Regions from separate parts of the Homo sapiens genome. Here region 1 is linked to region 2. A link is an interaction called in ENCODE POLR2A ChIA-PET data of the cell type or tissue named here. Cell type or tissue: HCT116. All regions are shown on one strand. Each heading gives the region's core, and the rest is flanking DNA. Links, peaks and the distances in the headings are about the cores only.

Evidence for each region. Peaks named below come from ENCODE experiments on the same cell type or tissue, not always from the same donor. Only the 100,000 strongest peaks of a DNase experiment are listed, where the experiment ranks them.
Region 1: POLR2A ChIA-PET joins it to region 2 with 5 read pairs; 7 of 35 experiments call an interaction of 5 or more read pairs at or near these places.

The regions. Positions count from the first base shown.
Region 1 is chr7:135,437,013-135,445,473 of GRCh38, forward strand. It overlaps CNOT4 (CCR4-NOT transcription complex subunit 4), which reads right to left. Exons shown (of 12, transcript NM_001190850.2): 2 at 1,146-1,411. The coding sequence starts at 1,319. It also overlaps the pseudogene SDHDP2. Among named protein-coding and RNA genes, the nearest start is that of CNOT4, 69 kb to the right of the region's middle. In HCT116, for the core only: no CTCF peak of the experiment used is centred there; a DNase peak (open chromatin) is centred at 4,999.
Region 2 is chr7:135,494,029-135,502,489 of GRCh38, forward strand. The region is part of intron 1 of CNOT4 (CCR4-NOT transcription complex subunit 4); the gene reads right to left. Among named protein-coding and RNA genes, the nearest start is that of CNOT4, 12 kb to the right of the region's middle. In HCT116, for the core only: no CTCF peak of the experiment used is centred there; no DNase peak of the experiment used is centred there.

The sequences.
Region 1 (8,461 bases), core at 2,884-6,883, 57 kb before region 2:
TGCATTAATCCCTAAGGTCACAAATAAAGTCCTTCAAAATACAAATGTGGCAGTCCTACCTATCCTAGTAGTTAATTCACTATACTGTAATTGTGTCGCTGGTGCTTATCAAAACAATAAAACCCATAGAATATTAAAAATAATAGATTTTTAGAGTTAGGAGGGGCTTTTCTTTTCTTTTCTTTTCTTTTTTTTGAGACGGAGTCTCGCTCTGTTGCCCAGGCTGGAGTGCTGTGGCACGATCTCGGCTCACTGCAAGCTCCGCCTTCCGGGTTCACGCCATTCTCCTGCCTCAGCCTCCCAAGTAGCTGGGACTATAGGTGCTCGCCACCACGCCTGCCTAATTTTTTGTATTTTTAGTAGAGACAGGGTTTCACTGTGTTAGCCAGGATGGTCTCGATCTCCTGACCTTGTGATCCGCCTGCCTCAGCCTCCCAAAGTGCTGGGATTACAGGCGTGAGCCACCGCGCCCGGCCAGGAGGGGCTTTTCAATAATACAATAGTTCAGAACAGACTATAGACTCAAAAGACATTTGAATTCCAAACCTCCTACCTACTACTCACAAGTTGATGACTCTGGACAAGTTATCTAAGCTCCTGTTTCCTTGAGTGTAAAATGGGAATATCAATACCAGCCTAAAATTGCTGTAAGGGCTCAAGAAATGAGCATTTATTATCTTCTGAACGAGGATTTCTCTGTCATTTTAACTCTTTTTAGTAAACATCTTCTCTCCTATTTTGTACTAGAAAATTAAGGTGAATTTCCTCCCACATGTAATATAAAATGTTTTTCTAATTTCATGCAACCCTATCCAAATCCATTACCTCTCTATTCTTAATTTCCTTAAGCAGTAAGCATCCCTGACCATGTCTTTCTCCTCGGATAAAACAACAACAAACTAAAGGCCAATCAGAGAGGTTACATGACTTTACAAAGATCATACAGCTAGTAAACAAAGCCAAGACGTGGCCCTGACTCCCAGTGCAGTGTTCTTTCCACCTTATATCTTAAAATAATACACATAATAAAATAATATAATCAGGTGAGGTTTGCACAGTCTTTTAAATTCACTTGCTCATATACATGGCAGCAAAAAACTATACAATTAAAACAAATCACTGTGAAGTTATTTTGAAGTATTTACCTTTCTACATGCAGGACAAAGCCCATTTTCATCAGTGCGAATTCGATGCCAACAAAATCGGCAAATCTGGTAGCCACAGGTGCAAGGGAAAAAGTTGATATCATCTATCTCCAAGGGCTCCATGCAAAGAGGGCACTCCACAGGGTCTTCCTTCGCATCAGGACTGCGAGACATCTTCACGTTTATTAAACAGCAGCAAAAGTTTATAATAATTTAAGGGAGAAGGAAGTTCAGCACTGAAAGCTAAAATGTAGGACTTTGACGACCTGCATGAGAAGAAACAAAATACATTGTTTACTACTGGAAAAATGGCACAGTCAACAATTAAGAGTCACACTGTCAAAAAATTTGAAAAATACTGACTGAGCAACTACTGTTATCAACCTGAAATGGCTTTCAGAATGGATTTCTGAAAATTTTGAATACCAAAACAAAAGGCCTGGCATCATTAATATTTTGGATTCAACATAAATAAAAAAGAACTTCCCTTTTTTCTCGATAAAACATTTAGTACTAGCCTATAGCACTCATCATAACACATTTTAGGGGAATAAATAAGGTAAAACAGCACTCTTAACTGTCTCATCTTTGACCTAAAACCTAGTAATATTGCCACATAACTAGAAGACTATTACACTATTCTAAAGTTTGTCACAATTTATAAAACAAATCGAATGAAAACAAGATACTTCAATCATCTATAGTTACATGTTAACATCAAACTCTTGACACAGAGAAACATAGGCTAAAACTCAGAAAAACTCGGATGCCATAGAACCATAGACCTTAACAATACAACTAATTATGTAATAACATGCTAATGAAAACTTCTGAGAAACACGTATTAAACAAAAGTATTCCTATGGTAATACTACAAAAAGCCTATAATAAACAGGAAGAAAGAAGGGAAGAAATAGACCTTCATATCACAAACACTTTTTGAAAAGTTAAATAATATAACTTTTTAGATTATAGGGAGTTTTAAATTTTTAGGTAATATCTTAGGCTAAAGCCACTGTTAGATTAAAAGGTTAGCTTGAAATCACTACTTTAAGTTAAAATCTGATAGCCTGCAAACTAATCTATAATTCTATAGTAATCCCCACCAAAATCACGGTGGTAATTTTTTACATAATTGGACAAACTGATCCTAAAGGTTACATACAAGAATAAATGCATGAGAATCATTTTGAAGCTTCTGGGGAAAAAAGTGGGAATTTGCCCTGTCACATACTAAATTATACTATAAAGCTACAGTAATTTAAATAATTTCCTATTAGTATAAAATTAGACAAAAGAGCAAAGAAACTAAAGAATCTAGATATAGCTGGGTACAGCAGCTCATGACTGTAATCCCAGCACTTTGAGAGGCCAAGGCAGGAGGACTGCTTGAGGGCAGGAGTTCAGCTCCAGCCAGGAGTTCAAGACCAGCACAACATAGCAAAGCCCTCATGTCTATAACAAATTTTAAAATTAGCTGGGCATGGTGGCGCACACTGTAGTCCCAGCTACTTGGGAGGCTTGAAGCAGGAGCATCGCTTGAGCCCAGGAGTTCAAGGCTGCAGTGAGCTATAACTGTGCCACCACACTCCAGCATGGGTGACAGAGACCCTGTCTCAAAATCAGAAAAATCTAGAAACAGACTCATGAATTTATGAGGTTTTAATATTTGCTAAAATGTATAACTAAAGATGGGAAGGCTGGACCATTTTATAAACAGTGATGGGACACTGGGCTATCCATTTGAATAAAAAATAGTATATAATCTAATACTGCAATTTTAAAAAATCCCAAATGATCTAGTGATCAATAAATTATTGAAGTGTTAAAGAAAAAAAAAACAGATTTTTTTAAAAATCTTGGGATATAGAAGGTCTTCATAAGCAAAACAAAAATTCAGAAGCCATAAAAGGAGACAATCAACTTAGCAACATGGAAAGAAGAAAACATAAATAAAATTAAAAGTAAGCATCAGAGTAAAAGATACATTTGCTACATATAATGAAAAGCTAATGTCCAGAATATATAAAGAAATCCTACAAAGCAGTAAGACACAGACAAGTTAAAAAAAAAAAAAAAAGAGACAAGAAAATGATAAGCAGTTCACAGAAGAATTACAAGTGATTAAAATACATGAAAAAATGATCAATCTTTAGTTAACAGCCAGGTAACTTTTTTTTTTTTTTTACCCCATCAGCCTGTCAAAGAAGTTAGTTTTCACCCAAAGTAGAGAAGTAGAGAGGATCAATGATCTAGCGCCTCTTTCAAAAGAGGAAATGGGAACACATTATTTTGCCTTAAGTTACACACTTATTAGTATAGCCTGGATTCCTTCTAGGAAGTTTTAGCCCTAGATAAGCTGTGCTCTTAACAACTCCCTTATACCACCTCCTAACTAAGAACCTATTCTACATAAATAGTGACACCAACATAGCCAAGTGTTTGGCTATGTTCTACAGCAATATAAGAGTAGAAAACTGCAGGCCGGGTGCAGTGGCTCACGCCTATAATCCCAGCACTTGGAGAGGCCGAGGCAGGTGAATCACGAGGTCAAGAGAGCAAGACATCCTGGCCAACATGGTGAAATCCCGTCTCTACTAAAAATACAAAAATTAGCTGGGCGTGGTGGCACATGCCTGTATTCCCAGCTACTTGGGAGGCTGAAGCAAGAGAACTGCTTGAACCCAGGAGGCGGAGGTGGCAGCGAGCCGAGATCATTGCACTCCAGCCTGGTGACAGAGAGAGACTCCGTCTCAAAAAAAAAAAAAAGAGTAGAAAACTGCAAACAGTATACTGTCCATCTGTCCATTAATAGGACAATCATTAAGTAAATATGATATAACATAAGGTATGTTGATCAGAATGTCTATTCTAGTTATACTTTTTAAAGAACAGCAAGTATGAACATACAATTACTTTCATTAAAACATATAAACCCTGTATGCATATATATTTGTTTCGCTAAGAAAATAAACACATGGACGTTTAGACACCAAAATGTTGTTATTTCACAAAAGACAAAACGGAGGTAGGAGACTACTAATTTTTTAAAGAAAAATCCATATTATCTAAATGCTGCAAAAAAAAATGTATTTTTTCACAATTCAAATGGCCCTTTAAAAAAAGAGGAAAATTGTTTTCATTTCCTTTAGAAAAATTAAATTACTTCTCACTTTTGCTAATAATTAGAAGAAAAATACAACGAAATAGTGTCTTCTTGTGAATCTATAATTATTTCAAAATAAAATTAAAAAAAAAAAAAAGAAATGCCCAGATTTGCCACTATCAGTTTTCAGCATATATACAGTTAGGAGTTTAAAGCTGACTTCTAATAGGTCCCCCAACTTTAAACATCCCAAAACTGTACCTGTAGAAAACACAGACTCAAATATCGGTTCCAATAACAGAAAAGTAAACTGAAATAATCAAATGGTGCTATCTACACTTCTAATACCTTTGATTCTAAGATATCATTTCTTTAACTACAGGTTATTAGAGTTTTAGTGAAATAATTTATGGAATGTTGGGAAGGAAGCAATACATTGGGGCTTATGAATAGAAAAGCTTTCTAGAAGGTAAATTACCATAAATAAAAAATGATATACTGATGTTTTGCTTTTTGATTGTTTCTGTTTTTTAATTTTAAAAAAGTTTACAAGAGTATGTATCTTTCAGTTTAGGGGGAGGTTTAGAGGAACAAAAAAGGGACAAAGGAGAAAGAAATCCTTTAGATAGTTAATACAAAAGTAAGTACATTTGTGCACCTCTAGCACCATGGAGAGAAGCCACAGAAGCCAGCTGCCAAAAGTAATCTCATAAATGGTAAAAGGTAGGAGGAGGGTAGTCTGATGTGGTAGAACACTGCAATACAAGGTCAAAGAGTTGACTGACTCACCTCTTTCACAAAGTAACTATATGATCTTGGATAAGAAATCCAAAAGAATTTGATGTACTCATCTGAACAATGAAGAAACACAAACTTTTAGGGAATTTCAAGTACAGAGCAATTTCCTAAATGTATTATAGTACCCCTCTGAACTAAGCTTTTAAAATAAGCTTTGAAATCGACTCTCCAAAATACCCTTGCCCAAATTTTCATTTAGAGAATAATTTTACTTAATAAGCCAGACAACTAATATTAAAATTAAAACTAAACAGGGCGGCGCGGTGGCTCATGCCTGTAAATCCCAGCACTTTGGGAGGCCAAGGCGGGCGGATCACCTGAGGTCAGGAGTTCGAGACCAGCCTGGCCAACATGGTGAAACCCCGTCTCTACTAAAAATACAAAAAAATTAGCCGAGCGTGTTGGTGCATGCCTGTAATCCCAGCTATTTGGGAGGCTGAAAAAGGAGAATTGCTTGAACACAGGAGGCGGAGGTTGCAGTGAGCCGAGATTGTGCCACTGCACTGCAGCCTGGGCAACAAGAGCAAAAACTTCGTTTCAAAAATAAATAAGTAAAATAAAATAAAACAATGCATTCAAATAATAAGATTTAAAATGTTACAAGACATAGAAATATCTTTTTAAATGAAAAGGGCAAGAAAAGCCAATGATTTCCTGAGTGGGGTGCAGGAGTCCTTAGAATTAATTTGGCAGGGAAAAAAAATATTCATTTTTAGCCATAAACAGTGGCTTACACCTGTAATCCCAGCACCTTGGGTGGCCAAGGCAGCAGGACTACTTGAGGCCAGGAGTTCAAGACCAGCCTGGGCAACACAAGGAGACCTTGTCTCTATGAAAAATTTTTAAAATTAGCCAAGTATGGTGTTGTGTGCCTGTGGTTCCAGCTACTTGGGAGACTGAGGCAGGAGGATTGCTTGACCAAAGGAGGTCGCGGCTGTAGTGAGCCATGTTCACGCCACTGTACTCTAGCCTGGGTGATAGAGTGAAACCCTGTCTCAACAACAATTCTGCAGGCACGCTGGCTCACACCTGTAACCCCAGCACTTTTGGAGGCCAAGGCAGATGGATCTCTTGAGGCCAAAAGTTCAAGACCTGCCTGGGCACCATGGCGAAACCCTATCTCTACCAAAAAAAAAAAAAAAAAATTAGCTGGGTTGGTGGCACATGCCTGTAGTCCCAGCTACTTGGGAGGCTGGGGTGGGAAGATTGCTGGAGTCCAGGAAGCAGAGGTTTCAGTGAGCCTAGATCACACCACTGCACTCCAGCCTGGGCAACAGGGCAAGATCCTGTCACAAAAAAAAAAAAAAGCCTTTTCATATACATGATCCAATCCTCACAGTGACTTGGTAAGAACACACTATATCCTTTATAAAATATGAAACTGAAGCTAGAGTGTTAAAGATACAATTCAAAAACAGGACCCAACTTCAAAACTCACGCCCTTTCCAACATGGTAAGACAGAAGTCACGATTACTGATGTTGGAGCTATGTATACTTGGAAGTGGAGTGCAAATGCCCAAAGAATAAAACGACATTACTTTTTAAAAAGTTAAACTCTATGGCAAATTTTTACCTTATTACTTGAGTTCTTGTTCTCTACATCAACTGTAACTAGTAACTGTGACATGTGTAATAATGCTCCTGCATCACCAAAAATCTCACATACCATGTAGTAAGTACACAAAATAAAAATCATACAGTCAAAATTATGTTTGAAAGTGTCTTATCACTTATAAAGTGTTGCTGTATACATGGTTTTGTGTTTAGGGTCCTGTTCAAAACATATGTGTAAGAATACATGAGAGGCTGGACACAATGGCTCACACTCACAGTCCTAGCACTTTGGGAGGCTGAGGCAGGCAAATCGTTTGAGCCCAGGGGTTCGAGACCAGCCTGGGCAACATGATGAAACCCCATCTCTACAAAAATGAGCCGGGTGTGGTAGTGCACACCTGTAGTCTTAGCTACTCAGGAGGCCGAGGTAGGAGGATCACCTGAGCCAGGAGGGAGAGGCTGCAGTGAGCCGTGATGTGGCACTGCTGCACTCCAGCCTGGGGGAGACAGTGAAACCCTGTTTCAAAAAATAATAATAATAATAATAATAATAATAATACACGAGAATGTAAGGTAGTACAGACACTACAGAAAATAGTTTGGTGGTTATTAAACTTAGAATTAGTGTATGACCCAGCAATTTCACTCCTAGGTGTATATTCAAAGAACTGAAAGGACTTGAACAGATACTTGTGCACCAGTGTTCCTAACAGTATTTTTGACAATAGCCAAAAAATGGAAAGTAATCCAAGTGTCCATCAATGGAGGCATACACAAAATGTGGTATATCCATACCATGGAATATTAGAATATATTCAGTCATCCTCAGGAACGAGATGGCGGTTCTCTGGAGGCTGAGTGCCCTTTGCAGTGCCCAAGGAGGTCGAGCTCTGTTGCTGTGAACGCCAGTGGTCAGACCTGCTTATATCTCAGCATTTCTTCAGGACCGACCTATCCCAGAATGATGTGGAGTACAGCACATACACTTGTCACCGAGCCACCATTCTGGTTCCAAGGCTGCATCTCTCCACTGGACTAGCAAGAAGGTTTTCAGTGTTTTGCTCCTGGGTCTGCTTCCGGCTGCTTGTTTGAATCCTTGCTCTGCGATGGGCTATTCCCTGGCTGCGACCCTCACTCTTCATGGTCACTGGGGCCTTGGACAAGTTGTTACTGACTATGTTCATGGGGATGCCTCGCAGAAAGCTGCCAAGGCAGGGCTTTTGGCACTTTCAGCTTTAACCTTTGCTGGGCTTTGCTATTTCAACTATCACGATGTGGGCATCTGCAAAGCTGTTGCCATGCTGTGGAAGCTCTGACCTTTTTGACTTCATACTTTGAAGAACTGATGTAAGCCTCTTTGCCTCTGCTTGTCATGCCATTAAGCTCACAATAAGGAAGAAATAACAGATAAGTCTGTTGGTGGACAGCCTTCTTCTCTTAATCACAAGGTTATTTTCAGAATTTAATCTTTGAGGAAAAGGTTTGAGAGGAACTATATCTAAGAAATTGTGAGACTGAGTTCTGTATTCTGGTGAGTTAATGGGGTTGCCTCCCAGCTTCTTATAAGACTCACAGTATAGCTAAACATGATATATGAGCTTTTGCCTTTTAATTTATCAATCTCTTAAAGAGAATCCAGCTTTATTACTATTAGTATATGATCAAACTTCCATATTTGCCCTGGGAATAATGGACAAAGGGAAATACTCTTAATTCATGAATAAAAACTTTGTAGAAAATTAGACAGTGATTAATTTTCGAAAACTTCCCTCTCTAGTCAGTAGATACCACCTACTGATGGTTACATATACCAGGGAAATTTTAAAATTAGGAAGTGCTGATATCTCACATTATAAA
Region 2 (8,461 bases), core at 2,877-6,876:
AATGGGTTTCCCAAGTGATTTCAAGAAAACCTGTACCAAAAAAAAAAAAAAAAACTCAGAAAACTCATTTGAGAAAAAGGAGGAAGTCTTTGAGAAGGTAAAGTCCTATATAGTGTCCATCAATCTGATAACTGGCTTCTCTAAAAAAGTACCACCAGCGGTGGGGCGCAGTGGCTCACACCTGTAATCCCAGCACTTTGGGAGGCCAAGGCGGGCAGATCACCTGAGGTCAGGAGTTCAAGACCAGCCTGGCCAACATGGTGAAACCCCGTCTCTACTAAAAATACAAAAATTAGCCGGGCATGGTAGTGCGCGCCTGTAATCCCAGCTACTCGGGAGGCTGAGACAGGTGAATAGCTTGAACCCAGGAGGTGGAGGTTTCAGGGAGCCGAGATCGCGCCATTGCACTACAACCTGGGCAACAAGAATGAAATTCCGTCTCAAAAAAAAAAAAAAAAAAAAAAAGGACCACCAGCACTTTGAACACTTTTCTCCATCCATCCTACTTCTATGGTAGATTAACTTATTAATCCAACAAGCAAATATTGAGCACCTATTATGTGCCAAGTACTATTCCCAGAACCTGGAATACATCAGGGATCAAAACAAATATCCCTACCCTGGAAAGAGATCAACAACAAACAGTATATATATTAATTATATGATATGTCAGAACATAAGTGTTATAGAAAAAAGTAAAACAGTGCAAATATTAGAGGAAAGGGGCCTGAAATCCAAGTGTAAATAAATAGAGTAAGTAGACATCCAAAGTTTTCTCCAATAACATCCACGGAAAAGGCCCTAAGACCTTTCCATTTAGTTTTTGCCACTAGTTTGCATTATTAAATTCTTTTCTTCTTCTATTTTTTCTTCAAGCCACCAATTTTACTCTATTTTACTTCAGCAGTAGATAATAGCTAACATTTATGAAACATTTACCACATAGCATTGTTCTAAGTGTTTTTAAAAGATTAAATAATTACATCCTCACAATAGATCTATGAAATAGGTGTTCCTTTTGCCTCAATTTTACAAGGCAGAAAACTGAGGCACAAAAATATTAAGCAAAGTTTCCCAAGATCACATGGTTAGCAAGTAGCAGAGCCCTGGAGAAACATATACAATACATATTCCCTATTATGAAATTTAAGAGCAGCCTGGGCAACAAACATGGCAAAACTCCATCTCCACCAAAATACGAAAAGTTGGCTCACGCCTGTAATCCCAGCACTTTGGGAGGCCAAGGCGGGTAGATTACCTGAGGTCAGGAGTTTGAGACCAGCCTAGCCAACATGGTGAAACCCTGTCTCTACTAAAAATACAAAAATTAGCCGGGTATGGTGGCACATACCTGTAGTCCCAGCTACTCAGGAGGCTGAGGCAGGAGAATCGCTTGAACCCGGGAGGCGGAGGCTGCAGTGAGCCGAGACTGCGCCATTGCACTCCAGCCTGGGAGACAGAGCGAGACTCTGCCTCAAAAAAAAAAAAAAAAAAAAAAATAGCTGAATGTGATGGCATGCACCTACAGTGCCAGCTACTTGGGAGGCTGAGGTGGGAGGATTACCTGAGGCTGGGAGGCTATAAGGAGCCAAGATCTCGCCACTGCACTCCAGCCTAGGTAACAGAGTGAGACCCTGTGTCAAAAAAAAAAAAAAAAAAAAAAAAGAAAGAAAGAAAGAAAGAAAGAAAGAAAGAAAGAAAGAAAGAAAGAAAGAAAGAAAGAAAGAAAGAAAGAAATTTAAGAACATTCAGGGCTGGGTGGGAGCAATAGCTCATATCTGTAAATCCCAGTGCTTTTGGGAGGCCAAGGTGGGAGGATTGCTTGAGCCCAGGAGTTCAAGGCTGCAATAAGCTATGATTGTGCCACTGCACTCCAGCCTGGAAAACAAAGGAAGATCCTGTCTCTAAAATAAAGAAAAAGAATAATATTCAGCACAAACTGTCTCAAGTTTTCTCACCTCTAATAAACAGACTCTCTTACAGTATACATACAAAAACTGTGAATGCTCCTATTATATTGTTTTCTGGCCATTTTTACAGTTATTTTCTTGACTAAATAGTTTTTGTTTTTTTGTTTTTTGAGACAAGAGGTCTCACTCCGTCACCCAGGCTGGAGTGCAGTGGCGCAATCTCCACTCACTGCAACCTCCACCTCCCGGGTTCAAGTGATTCTTATGCCTCAGCCTCCCAAGTAGCTGGAATTACAGGCATGCACCACCATGCCCAACTAATTTCAGTATTTTTATTAGAGACGGGGTTTCGCCATGTTGGCCAGGCTGGTCTCAAACTCCTGACCTCACGTCATCTGCTCGCCTTGGCCTCCCACAGTGCTGGGATTACAGGCGTGAGCCACTGTGCCAGGCCAACTGAATAGTCTTTATCAGTCTCTGCTTAACATCTTCCTTAACCTCCCTGCAATCTGATTTATATTACCATTCTTAGTGTACTCAGTGGTCAGTGACCCTCACACCACCAAGCCAAAGGATTCTTTCTCTATTCTCATTCTCCTCGAACTTCGTATTGGACTATGTCCACCTCTGTGCCCTTCTTCCTGAAACCTCCTTGGCTACCTAGAAGCAACACTATCCTGAATCTTCCTATTCCTCTCTCTCTCTCTCTCTCTCTCTGACCTTTCCCTTAGAAAATCTCTTCCTTTGGATTCTGAGCCAAACTTTTCCATCTTCCTTTTACCTCTCCTACTGTTCTTATTAAAGTATCTTTTTCACTTCTACCCCTGAAACGTAGGAACCCCAAAAGTTTAAGTTGAGTCCACTGTTCTCTCATTTTCTTTTTATTTTTTGAGACAGAGTCTCTGTCACCCAGACTGGAGTGAAGTGGCACAATCACAGCTCACTGCAGCCTCGATCTATCAAGCTCAAGCGATCCTCCCCACTTAAACTCCCAAGTAGCTGGGACTACATGAGTGCACCACCAAGCCTGGATAATTATTTTTTTTTTTTAAGAAATGGAGTCTCACTATAATTGCCCAAGATGGTCTTGAACTCCTGGGCTCAAGCTATCCTCCAGCCTCGGACTCCCAAAGTGTTGGATTACAGGCGTGAGCCACTGCACCCAGCTCTTTTTTATATTCTCATAGGGTCAGGCATGGTGGCTCACGCCTATAATCCCAGCACTTTGGGAAGCCGAGGCAGGCGGATTGCTTGAGGCCAGGAGCTCAAGACCAGCCCGGCCAACACAGTGAAACCCCATCTTTACCAAAAAATACAATAATTAGCCAGGCATGGTGGCACGTGCCTGTAGTCCCAGCTACTCAAGAGGCTAAGGTAGGAGAATTGCTTGAACCCAGGAGGCGGAGGTTGTGGTGAGCCAAGATTGCGCCACTGCACTATAGCCTGGGTGAGAGAGTGAGACACTGTCTCAAAATAAAAATAAAAGACTCTGATAGTCTCTTTTAAGGTTCATTCATCCAATTAAGTATTTATTGAGCATCTACCATCAACCAGGTTCTGTTTGGGTTGCTTAAAATAGATTAGTGAACAGAACAGACCAAAAAAAAATCCTCTGTCCTTATAGTGAAATAATTCTATGCTACCAAGCACACTCAAAACTATCTTCCCCTAAATACTATTTTAAACACATCACTATCATGACTTAAAAACAACAATAACAACCTTGCAATGATTCCCCTCTTATCAGCATCTAATTTTCTATGCCTTAGTTCAAAACACTTGATAATCATTTTCTATTGTATCCATACAGGTTCATTTTCCATTACTCTCTGATTCAAGGGAATTCCAGGCAGGCCAATCTTCTGATTACCCCTCAAACACATTCCTTATATTTCTATGTGGTCAAGTGATTACTGAAAATATATGTTTAGTACTTAGACATTGTTTTACAAGTGTACTGAATTAATAGAGAAATTCAAAGATGAATGTTTTTTATTCCTTCAAATGCATAAAAACAGCAAACACTTAGACAAAGCGACGATGTGCCAAACACTATTCCAAGCACTTTATATACATTAACCCATTTATTCCACACAACAATCCTGGTATCTCCATTTTACAAATGAGGAAGCTGAGTCCCAAAGACGGTAAAGTAACAACCTAGGTCTCACAGATAGTAAGTAAGTGGCAGAGCCAACATTCATATGTAGGAAGCCTGGTTCCATACTACCCAGCATACTCCCAGCAGAAGTAATAAAAACAAATAGAGTTCAAAACTGAAACTGAAAACTACATTCGACTATAAAAAGTTATGTATAATTAATCCTTTACTCCAAATAATGAAGAACAATATTTCCTCTAATATGTCAAGTTTAAATTATAGAATTTAATAGTATATAATAAAAACCACAATCTACAAACATGAATACACCATCTATCATTCAGAGTTCCCCAAAGCTGAAAATACTTGCTAGGCATGACAAAGAATATATGGTGACACAGGTCTAACTTGTGTTCTTTTGTTAGCATGCATATATTAAAGTATTTTGCTGTCATCCTTGCTTTCATCAGAATCAAAATAGATTTGAATACAATCTTTAAGGTTTTTATGTTTGTTTGTTTGTTTTTGAGACGGACTCTTGCTCTGTCACCCAGGCTGGAGTGCAATGGCATGGTCTTGGCTCACTGCAACCTCCGCCTCCTAGGTTCAAGTGATTCTCCTGCCTCAGCCTCCTGAGTAGCTGGGATTACAGGCACATGCCACCATGCCCGGCTAATTTTTCTATTTTTAGTAGAGACAGGGTTTCACCATGTTGGCCAGGCTGGTCTCGAACTCCTGACTTCGTGATCCACCTGCCTCGGCCTCCCAAAGTGCTGGGATTAAAAGACTGCCAGCTTTACTTTTTGGAAGCAAAATTCACATGTAGGACTAGGTCCTGTATGACAGAAAAAAATTTAGGAGAAGCAAAAAAAATCCCCAAAGCATTTAACTCATATAGGTACTCTTCAACCTATCACCAACTTTACGGCTAAAGGATCTTTTAAAGGGTTTCTAAGGACTCATAGAGAATTCAATTATTTTATAACTGATTACATAAAATTAAAATCCAAAGGCAGAGGTTTTTTTCATAAAACAATCCTGACATATTAAAAGATAGGGAGTGCCTAACTACAACATTATCATTTTCTTCTCTTTCCAGTTTCCCCTGCTCTTCAGGCAGAGAAAAGACATAAATTTGTCAGGTTTTGAGACGGAGAGATTAAAACAAACAAACCAGGACAGGGATGCTAGTTTGATTTGGAAAAGGCTAGACTGTATGTAGCCTCTCCAACTAGTAATGACAGCCTAACTAGAAAAGAAAAGGTATGTAGATAAAGGCAGCCAAAAAAACAATGCCATCAATGCCATAGGCAAAAATCCACAGCAGCTACTATTCCCCACTTTATTTTCTGCCTCTCCTCCCTTTTCCTGGGTAAGGAAAGCACCCAAAGCACCCCCAAGGCCACTCACAGAAAACCAATTTCTTCCCAAGCACTGTATGAATTAAAAAAAAAACATAAACTATTAATAATTTGAGATTAATTCAATTTAATCTCAAATTTTCGAACAGTTTGGAAAAGATTTTTCAAACAGGGAGTCGTTTTCTCCTCTCCTCACCCACAGCAACCCACTATGACACTCATAAAGTCATCCCATACTCCAAGGGATTAAATACAAATTTCCTGGGGAAAACACTGGATTTGGCAGCTATCACTGAAGATATTCCCAAATACTAAGGTTCTCCTGTATACCCTATATTTGATATTTTCTTCCCTCCCACATACACTGGTGACAGCAAGAAAGATGGATAATCCTTCTCAAGATTCTCTACACAATGGATATCTCAACTCAAATCTCAAATCCAAAATTAAAACATGAAAACCCCTGTTAAAACAAACCCCCCAAGGAGAAGGCAATGGCTTTCTATTCTAGTGTTCATTTTCAACAGCACACACGATCAGCTAAATGAGGAAGTTTTAAAATGTCAAAAATATTTCTGTCATATTACTAGAATGAAAGAGGTCTAAGGATAGAGGCGATGCCAACGAAAAACAGATTATTTCCCAATAATGTACTATGTTGCATCATCTTAATCACTATTTCCCAAGTCACTAAAAGGTTCATGGCATTATGATAGGTCCTATATTTTATAATAACAATAAAGAAAATGGTAAAATTAAGTTTAATTTTAAAATTATAAGCACAGTTGAGATGTTTTCAGACTCAACTGTGGGAAACTTTGAGATCCACATGCTACATACAGTAGAGGAATACCTGAGACATTGAAGGAAGCATGAAGATAATAAGTGGCAATACAGTATTATTCATCTACCTCATTTACAAAGCGAGAAACAAGAAACCTACTTTTTTCCCCCAGCTTTAAAATAAAATGTAAAATTTTCCTTCACAAAACAAAGTATGCTATCCAGAAATACACAACAGATCCAGAAAGTTGGCTTAATGCAGGGTCTACAAACCAAAACAAAGAATTTTAAAAAAACTTCAAAGTTCACAGAACTTAAAAAAAAAATTCCAACCAAAACATATACGGCTGATGTTTAACCAGACCTGTTTTTTAATATTACCTGTGCAAAACAAAGATATCGAAGTAAATGAAAGGATAAGTTTTCATTTCACAATCTCCCTGTATACTTCCTCAGCCTGCGGACCTACCTTTATTCATCCTTAAAGGGAGTTGGTAGCTAGAAATATTTAATGCCCTACTTCATCAGAATTTTCTTTAGCTCTGATCAGGCCATTATTAAAGTCATCCAGTAATATTTACTGGTTATAGCTATTCAAATGTGAGTAGTCTCCTAATAACCGTTCTGAACTAATATACACATAGGAAGCAGGTAAGGCCTAAATTTCTCTTTTACAAATGAAGTATGTTCATTTCTCTTACTGTAATAAAGATAATATTTCTTTATTTTCCAAGCTCCTATTCTCCAGTGAATATCTTTAAAATCATTCAGAAACACTGGTAGCTATTTTCTACTAAACCTTTTTTTTTTTTTTTTTGGAGACAGAGTTTCATTCTGTAGCCCAGGCTGGAGTGCAGTGGTGCCATCTTGGCTCACTGCAACCTCCGCCTCCCGGGTTCAAGCAATTATCCTAGCCTCAGCCTCCCAAGTAGCTGGGATTACAGGGGCACACCACCATACCTAGCTAATTTTTGTATTTTTAGTAGAGACGGGGTTTCACTATGTTGGCCAGGCTGGTCTCAAACTCCTGACCTCAAGCAATCCTCCCACCTCAGCCTCCCAAAGTGCTGGGATTACAGGTGTGAGCCACCACACCAGGCCTACTAAAACTTTTTGAGGCTGTTATTGGAGTAATCATCTATCACTTTCTTCGCAAAAGCTGGGCTTGGATAACAAATTGCAGTTTACTATCAAAGACAAATAGACCACATTTCCTCAGTTCTCTACTCTTCAAAACCTTGGTGTCACTTTAGGGCATGAGGGACTAAAGAGAAGATGGAATCAATTATCTGACAAATCCTGTAGAATTTCCATCCTAACGTCTCTCAGAATAGCTCCTTACCTCAGTGGCTTGGTCTCTAATTTTTCAAACAAACCTCAAGTGTCATCCCCAAAATATGCTGCACACTATTGAACGAGTAATCTTTCTGAAAAACACTCTCATGTTTTCTCCTGCTCCCTATCAACCTCTACTGGCTTCTTATTGCTTAGCAGATTAAATTCAACCTGACACCAATACACCTTTCATAATCTAGCTCTACCCTACTAATACAAATTTATCTGCCACCATTCCCAGTAATTAACACTTTATTCCATTGAGATCAGACTCCTTACATCCCTCTCACATCATGCTAGCCCCTATCAAGTGTTTGCTCATTCTTTACTGTGGTCTAAATGTCTCCTCCACAACGCATATTGAAATTTAATTGCCAGTGTGGTAGTATTAAGAGTTGAGGCCATTAAAAGAGGTGATTAGGCTATGAGGGCTCTACCCTCATCAATGATAATGCCATAGTAATGGAAGTAGGTTCCTGATAAAAAGCAAGTTCTGCCCTCTCTGTTCTTGTTCTCTCACCCTCTCTTGCTCTTCTACCTTACACCATGGGATGACATAGCATGACGGCCCTGCCAGATGCCAGTGCCATGTTCTGGTTCTTCCCAGTCTCCAAAACCATGAGCCAAATACATTTCTGTCGATTATAATTATCCAGTCTGTGGTATTCTGTTATAGCAGCATAAAATGAACTAAGACATGCTTCCATTCCCTATATAGAACGTACATAATGTTCTCCTTCTGGATATGCTAGCCTATACAAACAGTACACAATCTTTATTCAAGACTCATCTTCTTCAGGAAGCCTCACTCCTAGGACTTTAGTCTGAAGATATCCCTGTACAAACAGACTGGACTCATACTACATGTAGCACACATTATTTGTACACTGCTTTGGACAGTGCTAATTATATCATTATGAAAGTATTCTTGACAAGATAAACTCTACAAAGAAGTTCTGCCAAATTTTCCA